2 separate regions of the Homo sapiens genome follow, and region 1 is linked to region 2. Evidence: read pairs that join two places in POLR2A ChIA-PET (ENCODE). Cell type or tissue: Panc1. All regions are shown on one strand.

Evidence for each region. Peaks named below come from ENCODE experiments on the same cell type or tissue, not always from the same donor. Only the 100,000 strongest peaks of a DNase experiment are listed, where the experiment ranks them.
Region 1: POLR2A ChIA-PET joins it to region 2 with 5 read pairs; 3 of 35 experiments call an interaction of 5 or more read pairs at or near these places.

The regions. Positions count from the first base shown.
Region 1 is chr18:48,955,457-48,959,456 of GRCh38, forward strand. No RefSeq gene overlaps it. Among named protein-coding and RNA genes, the nearest start is that of SMAD7, 6.5 kb to the left of the region's middle. RefSeq lists enhancers at 3,169-3,962, 3,963-4,000. In Panc1, no CTCF peak of the experiment used is centred here; no DNase peak of the experiment used is centred here; H3K27ac peaks cover 822 bases.
Region 2 is chr18:49,430,758-49,434,757 of GRCh38, forward strand. All of the region lies in intron 1 of DYM (dymeclin), which reads right to left. Among named protein-coding and RNA genes, the nearest start is that of DYM, 28 kb to the right of the region's middle. In Panc1, no CTCF peak of the experiment used is centred here; no DNase peak of the experiment used is centred here.

The DNA of each region.
Region 1 (4,000 bases), 480 kb before region 2:
GTAGGTGTATTAATTCAGGTGTCACCCCTCTCTACACGGCTTTCCTCTTCCATTTTGCTACCCTAGGTAGAAGCTGGGTGCGGTGCTGAGCAAGTAGCTACAATGATTGGTGCTGCTTTATAGCTCCCTGGCATCCCCTGAATCAGTTAACATCCCAGCTTTCCTGATAGCCCCACCCCATCACATTCTTATCCCTCTCCTCTCCAAGAAAGAAGCCAGAAGCCTGGCAGTAGAGGAATTCCCAGCAGGCTGGTGTGCCTAGAAAGGTAGTTTCTTTCTTTCCCTTCCACAGGCACAAAGGAGGCCAACAAACACGCAGTTTCAGACTATTCTGACCCTTAAGAAAAAAGTTTAAGAGTTCACCAAACTATTGTGAATGAGTTTGATTCTAATCATTTGCTGGCAGGGAATATGGAATAAAATAGCTCATTTGCAGTTGTTTATTTCCTGTTGTGGCTTCTATTTTCATCTTTTAGTCGCTTTGGTGATAGTAATCAAACCCTAATCATGGTGCCGCCACAAGTCACAGAGACCAAAATAACTTGCAGCAGAGTTATGACAAACAAGGATGGAATCAGCTAAAGACCTGGCTACTTAATCACCGGCCACTGCCGCCCAGAGGACTGTGGGGCTGCCTCTTGACCGGCTGCTGGCTAGGAATCTAGAGGAGAGAGGAAGTCGAGGGAAGTTGCTCCAAGGCCCATGTTTTCTGAGCAGCCAGGGAAGGCAGTAGAGTGCACAGGAAGTGACCGAAAAAGCAGGTGAATTCTCCACACCTGCCAAGGGGAGAGGCAGGCTTCTGGAGGGGCCTGACTTGAGAGAGAAAGAGGAGGGGAAAAAAATCTCCAAAACTCTTGACACCTCAAAACAATGATAAGTAAAAGCTGAAAAGTGCCTGTCTAGAGAAGACAGGATTCTGCCTTTCAGTTCTTTGCTCATTGTCAGTGGATTCCAGAAGAGAAGGGCAGAGAGAGGCCCCAAAGCATGTATGGATGTGTGTTGATGGGAGTGAGGACAGGGGTAAAGATTTTTTTCTTGCACAAGCCAAAAGAAGAAACCATTGAGGAGACCAAAAAAGTACTGGAAAACATCAACATTTCTTGCACAATCATCCCCTGAAAAATGTGTGAGTGAGCCCTAAACCATGCACAACTGGCAACAATACAAATGGAAGTGATGGCTTATGAAAAGAAGACAGTACAAGGAAGGCTGATGGGACAATCAACGCTTCTTGGCTTCTCTTGGAAGAACAGGAACATAAGTGAATGAAAATGCATCTAATTCACTATCAAACAAAAATACTATAAGCCCGGACTCCACAAATATTCTTGGATTACAGACAAGCTGTCAGCTGATCCCCAACATTTGCCAGGTGCCTATCCAGAGCATGCAACTAGGTATCAGGGATTGGAATGGGGGCAGGATGAAATGAATGTTGCTATGGAGGAGATGAGAAACATCCAGAAAAGGTAAAGAGTGAGGACAATAGAGACATTCAAATCTACAGTCACATTTAGATGCCGTTTCCTCCAAGGAGGGCCCCTGGACAGCTGAAGAACAGAACTGGGAGGGGAATTTTACTCTGTATAATTTTGTACCTTTTGAATTGTGAACCGTGTGAATGTGTTACTTATTCAAAAATAAACAGATTTAAATTGTTTTCAAATCTCTGCTTGCTTTTCTCATTTCCTGAAATTCGTTGTTCTGATGTCCTTGTAGAAAAGGACAAGTTGGCAAGGTCCCACGTGGAAATGATGCTATAGACAGCTTCTCTCTCTGTGAGGCAGTTGCTACAGGAAGAGGCTGGTAACAACAGAGGCCAATGTCTCATCCCAGACAGCAAGGGTGGAGGCTGCTTCGTCATGAGCCTGGCCAGAGTCAGCGAGGAAACATGCCCATCCTAATCAAAAGTCATTCCAGATATCAGTCAGGTGCAAGTCCTAACCTGGGATGGACAGCCTAATAAATACTGCTGTCAGGGCCGGGCGCAGTGGCTCACGCCTGTAATCCCAGGACTTTGGGAGGCCAAGGCGGGCAGATCACTTGAGGTCAGGAGTTTGAGACCAGCCTGGCCAACATGGTGAAACTCCATTTCTACTAAAAATACAAAAAAATTAGCCAGGCGTGGTGGCATGCTCCTGTAATCCCAGCTACTTGGGAGGCTGAGGCAGGAGAATCACTTGAACCCAGGAGGCCGAGGGTGCAGTGAGCTGAGATCACCACACTGCACTCTAGCCTGGGCGACAGAGTGAGACTCCATCTCAAAAAAAAAAAGATAAATACGGCTGTCAGGATGACACAGGCACAGGAAGGAGCCTGCCCAATCTGAGAAAATGAGAGCTTTGCTTTTTGGAACAGAAACGTGTTCACATGATTTTCAATTCATTTAGCCAGCACTGATTCAGAGCTGATTGGAGTCAGGATCCAGGAGAGACCTCTGAGGGTTATAAATGTGAGGATTAATCAGCCTTTGCCCTCAAGAAGTCCACAGTCTAGGAGAGCCACAAACTCTCATGAAATGGGATCAGTGTTACCCCAGCAGCAAGAATGGAGGCACTGGCTCTAAGAACAGAAAGTCAAGGGACTCATTCTGTCTGGGAGAGGCCTCAAAAGGTTTCCCAAAGGAAGAAATATTTTAGACTAGATTAGCTGAGTTGACTAGCCAGGCAAAGGTGATCAGAGTCCTAATTGTCCTATCAAAAAGAAAAAAAAAAAAGAAAGGATTACAAATATGAGCCACCACACCTGGAACAATGCCTGGTGTGATGGCTCACGCCTGTAATCCCAGCACTTTGGACAGCTGAGGTGGGAGGACTGCCTGAGCCCAGGAGTTGGAGACCAGCCTGGGCAACATAGTGGGAACTCGTCCCTACAAAAAATACAAAAATTATGGCCAAGCGTGGTGGCTCACGCCTGTAATCCCAGCACTTTGGGAGGCTGAGGCAGGTGGATCACCTGAGGTCAAGAGTTCGAGACCAGCCTGACCAACATGGTGAAACCCTGTCTCTACTAAATATACAAAAATTAGCTGGGCGTGGTGGCTGGCACCTGTAATTCCAGCTACTCAGGAGGCTGAGGCAGGAGAATCGCTTGAACCCGGGAGGCAGAGGTTGCAGTGAGCCCAGACTGCGCCACTGCACTCCAGCCTGGGTGACAGAGAGAGATTCTATCTCAATAATAATAATAATAATAATAATAATAATAATACAAAAATTAGCTGGGGGTGGTGGTGCGTGCCTGTAGTCCCAGCTACTCTGGAGGCTGAGGTGGGAGGATCACTTGAGACCCTGAGGTAGAGGCTGCAGTGAGCTAAGACTGCACCACTGCTCTCCAGCCTAAGTGACAGAAAAAAAAGGAACGAAATTTTGTTTTCTTTGAGCTAACTTTTCAATACCCAAGCCACACTTATCACTTAAGTGTATAACTTTATAAACACTCCCAAGCCATAGGAAGTCAGTGATGAAAGTGAGGTCCCTGCAGTGGGTGGTCTGGGAGGGCATCTCCCTCAGAAGGCAGTTTTCTCTGTAGAAAACATTGGAGGAAAAACACTAGATCGTCTACGGTTACAGAGAAGTTTCTCCTCAAATAACTATAGAGATCGCCACGATCTCCACCCCTCAGATCAAGAGCAGGCCTTACTTGAGTCAAACTGGTTCATGTTAGGAAGTTGTGCCAGTTTTAAGACAAGTGGAAGGGAAGTACCCTCAGCAGGGAAGTTGGCTGAGATGCCTCAGTAATGGGGGTACTTAAATAATGCTCTCAAATGCCAACAACAAAAAATTATTATTTGCCATTATCGTATAGACGGTGAGACATACAGTTGGCTGATCCCTACAGGTACTAAAAAATTGATTTTAAAGACAGCAAAGCAAGGAAATCAGTGTTGAGCCTAACCCAGATGGACCCTGATGGGTCCTGGTGTTATTTCTCACTGGCCATGTTGCAGACAAGTTCTTCATTCCAGCTTCCAGCCACTCAACTGGGCAGCTCCAAGTTCCTG
Region 2 (4,000 bases):
ACCCGTAGTCCCAGCTACTCAAGAGGCTGAGGCAAGAGAATCACATGAACCCAGGAGGCAGAAGTTGCAGTGGGCCAAGATCGCGCCACTGCACTCCAGCCTGGCGACAGAGCAAGACTCCATCTCAAAAAAAAAAAAAAAAGAAATATGGAGCTAACACCTGTCTTAGCCAATACAAACACAAAAATCCGAATCTATATTGTACTTGTACCATGTATCTTAGGATGGGCATAGCTCTACCCAAGAAAATGTCTCAAAGCAAAATCATAATAATGGTAACTTATAATTAGTCTGAAAATGAAGCTGTTTTACAACCAAAACAATGGTGACAAAGAAATACAGAAATCTGGATGGCTTGAATGTACAAGGAAGGGAACATAGCTCAAGTAATTACCATGTGCTACTTCTACTTATGGGGGTCATAGGGACAAACCTGAATTACCAACTTCAAGTGAAAGAGATCCCAATTACAAAGGAATCACATTTAATGTTTCTGTCATTCTGCTGTAGGGCACATATGCAGTTTTAGTTGATATGCCTCTTCCCCTAAACCATGCACATTTTTACGACAGGAATTATCTCATTCATCTGTCTATGCCCACTGTCTAGACTAGCATGTAAAAAATTCCCTAAACAGTATGTTGAAGGAACAAGGGAGTGAATAAATAATTAGTATCCACGAGGCTCTTCAAAAGTCAGTATTGGTTGTTCTCAGTCACTAAGGGAAGAAAACTAGTTACAAATATGAATCACTGTCTCCCTTAAATCACACTTAACATAGATTTAGATCATGTTTTATCTTGATTTGTTCAGAAAAGTTCTCCCATTGAATAATAAAATGGTGATAAGATAAATAATACATTATACTATTTTAAAATTACCATCACAATGAAAGGAAACTACATGGCCTCAGGGACCAAAGGCGGCTCAGGTCAGGTGAGAATGTGTATTAGTGACTCACTTTCTTCCTCATGTCCCTTCTCATTCCACAAAGGCACTGAAGCCACGGTCAGAATTTGGGAGCTGGATTGAGCTGCTTATTCTGAGAGCAAGATGCTTCCCCGATGATGCACATGGACAGCTGGGTCTTCTGAATCTGAGATAGAAATACTGATCTGGCTCCTCATCGCCTGCCCCTAAAGCTGAGGCTAGCCACTACTTTCATCCTTCCTGCAAGGGGACAGGGGCCCCAATAACTCAATTCAACTTCAACTGAATCATAATTCAGCTTCAATTAAGCCTCTATATTAAGACAGCTAATCATAAGGTTTAATTTCTTAAAGTAGGGCTTGTTAAGCCCAATTAGAAAATGCTATAAAAGAAATATCCTGAAGGCCGGGCGCTGTGGCTCACGCCTGTAATCCCAGCACTTTGGGAGGCCAAGGCGGGCAGATCACCTGAGGCGATCTACTCAAAATACAAAATTAGTCTGGCATGGTGGTGCATGCCTGTAATCCCAGCTACTAGGGAGGCTGAGACAGGAGAATCACTTGAACCCAGGAGGCAGAGGTTGCAGTGAGCCAAGATCACACCATTGCACTCCAGCCTGGGCGACAAGAGCAAGACTGTCTCAAAAAAAAAAAAAAAAAAAGAAAGAAAGAAATTCTCTGAAATATATAAATTCCTAACTTACAATAGTATTTTAAGCTATCAAAATTATATGGGGACATAATACACTAGTGAAAATGAATGAAACAGAGCTAAATGGATACATCTCAAAAATATAAAATGTTTAAAAAAAAAAGCAAGCTACCTAATAGATATGGTATGCTTTCATTTATAAGATTTTAAAACTGGCAAAAAATATTATGGATTTATTCATAGCTAGTACCAGCATTAAAATTTTTTTTTTTTTTTTTTTTTTAAGAAACAGGGCCTCACTCTGTTGCTGAGTACAATGCTGGAGTACAGTGGCGTGATTATAGCTCATTGTAACCTCAAACTCCTGGGCTCAAGGGAGCCTCATTGCCTCAGCCTCCTAAGTAGCTGGAACTACAGGTACATGCCACCAAAGCCCAGCTAATATTCTGTTATTTGGTAAAGATGGGGTCTCACTGTGTTGCCCAGGCTGGTCTCGAACTCTTTCTGCCTTGGCTTCAACCACAGTGCTGACATTACAAGCATGAGCTACTGAGCCTGGCCAAGAGGAATTAATTTAACTAGAAATCTATAGCTTTTCAAGCTACCAATTAAGTTTGAAAGTAGAATAAAAACATTTTCTGATTTGCCAAGATTCAAAAGACCTCCCAGGAACCTACAAGGAAGCTACAAGATGTACTCCTTCCACATGAGGGAACAAGCCAAGAAAAAGGAAGAAATTCAAGAAACAGGGGATCCAACACAGGGCAGTGGTATAGAGAATCACAGCCATGGAGCAGGCTGGGACAAGAGTCAAAACAGCTCCCGGATCAACCAGGAGAAGAAAGCATAGAACTGACGGTTCACTTGATGCGTCTAACCTTATTCTGTGGAATGTTACAATACTGTAGGAGAATTTGGAAGCAATGAATAATAGTTATATGGAGAATAAAGTAAATAATTTCGTATAGACTACAAACTTTGGGAAAAACAAGTTATTCAAGAAAGGTCATGTAATCATAGTATACGACTAAATTCAACAGTAATCAACATTTATATAATCACTATGATATAAATACTAAATATTTAACCAAAAATTGTGAGTTAACTCTACTGAGAAGATTCCAGAAGCAGCAGCAGGATTGGTGGTCTACGAGTGCTAAACCTTCATCTTCCATAATAGGTAGTGCTCAATAGAAAATATGTAAAGTTAGTAAATCAAAAAACAGTAAAAATTTATTAGTTATAAATAAGGAAGTAGGGCCAGGTGTGGTATTATCCCAACATTTTGGGAGGCCGAGGCAGGTGGATCACTTAAGGCCAGAAGTTCGAGACTAACCTGGTCAACATAGTGAAAACCCGTCTCTACTAAAAATACAAAAATTAGCTAGGCATGTTGGAGCATGCCCATAATCCCAGCTCCTCAGGAGGCTAAGGCACGAGAATCACCTGAACCTGGGAAGTGGAGATTGCAGTGAGCCGAGATTGTGCCACTGCAATCCAGCCTGGGCGACAGAGTGAAACTCTGTCTCAAATTAAATAAATAAGGAGGTAAATAGCAAAAAGCAACAGCTTATAGATTTTTAAATGGTGGCCAGGCGCGGTCGCTCACACCTGTAATTCCAGCACCCTGAGAGGCCAAGGCGGATGGGTCACCTGAGGACAGGAGTTTGAGACCAGCCTGACCAATAGGATGAAACCCTGTCTCTATTAAAAATACAAAAATTAGGCTGGGCGCGGTGGCTCACGCCTATAATCCCAACACTTTGGGAGGCCAAGACGGGCAGACCGTGAGGTCAGGAGATCGAGACCATCCTGGCCAACATGGTGAAACCCCGTCTCTACTAAAATACAAAAAAAAATTAGCCAGGTGTGGTGGCACACGCCTGTAGTCCCAGCTACTAGGGAGACTGAGGCAGGGGAATCACTTGAACCTGGGAGGTGGAGGTTGCAGTGAGCTGAGATCTTGCCACTACACTCCAGCCTGGGCAACAGAGCAAGACTCCATCTCAAAAAAAAAAAAAAAATACAAAAATTAGCTGGGCATGGTGGCAGGTACCTGTAATCCCAGCTACTTGGGAGGCTGAGACAGGAGAATCACTTGAACCTGGGAGGCGGAGGTTGCAGTGAGCCAAGACTGCACCATTGCATTCCAGCCTGGGCAATAAGAGCTAAACTCCATCTCAAAAAAACAAAACAAAAAAGAAAAAGAAAGTGGCCACCCCTGTGGAAAAGGACTCTGGAGTGGGGAGGGTGGTAGAGCAGTTTTTTATATTAAGTTTGTCATATTAGTTGACTTTTCAAAATCACATCCATATACTACTTTGATTAAAAATAAAATATTTTCTGGCCAGGCACAGTGGATCACGCCTGTAATCACAGCAACTCGGGAGGCTGAGGCAGGAGGATCACTTGAGGACAG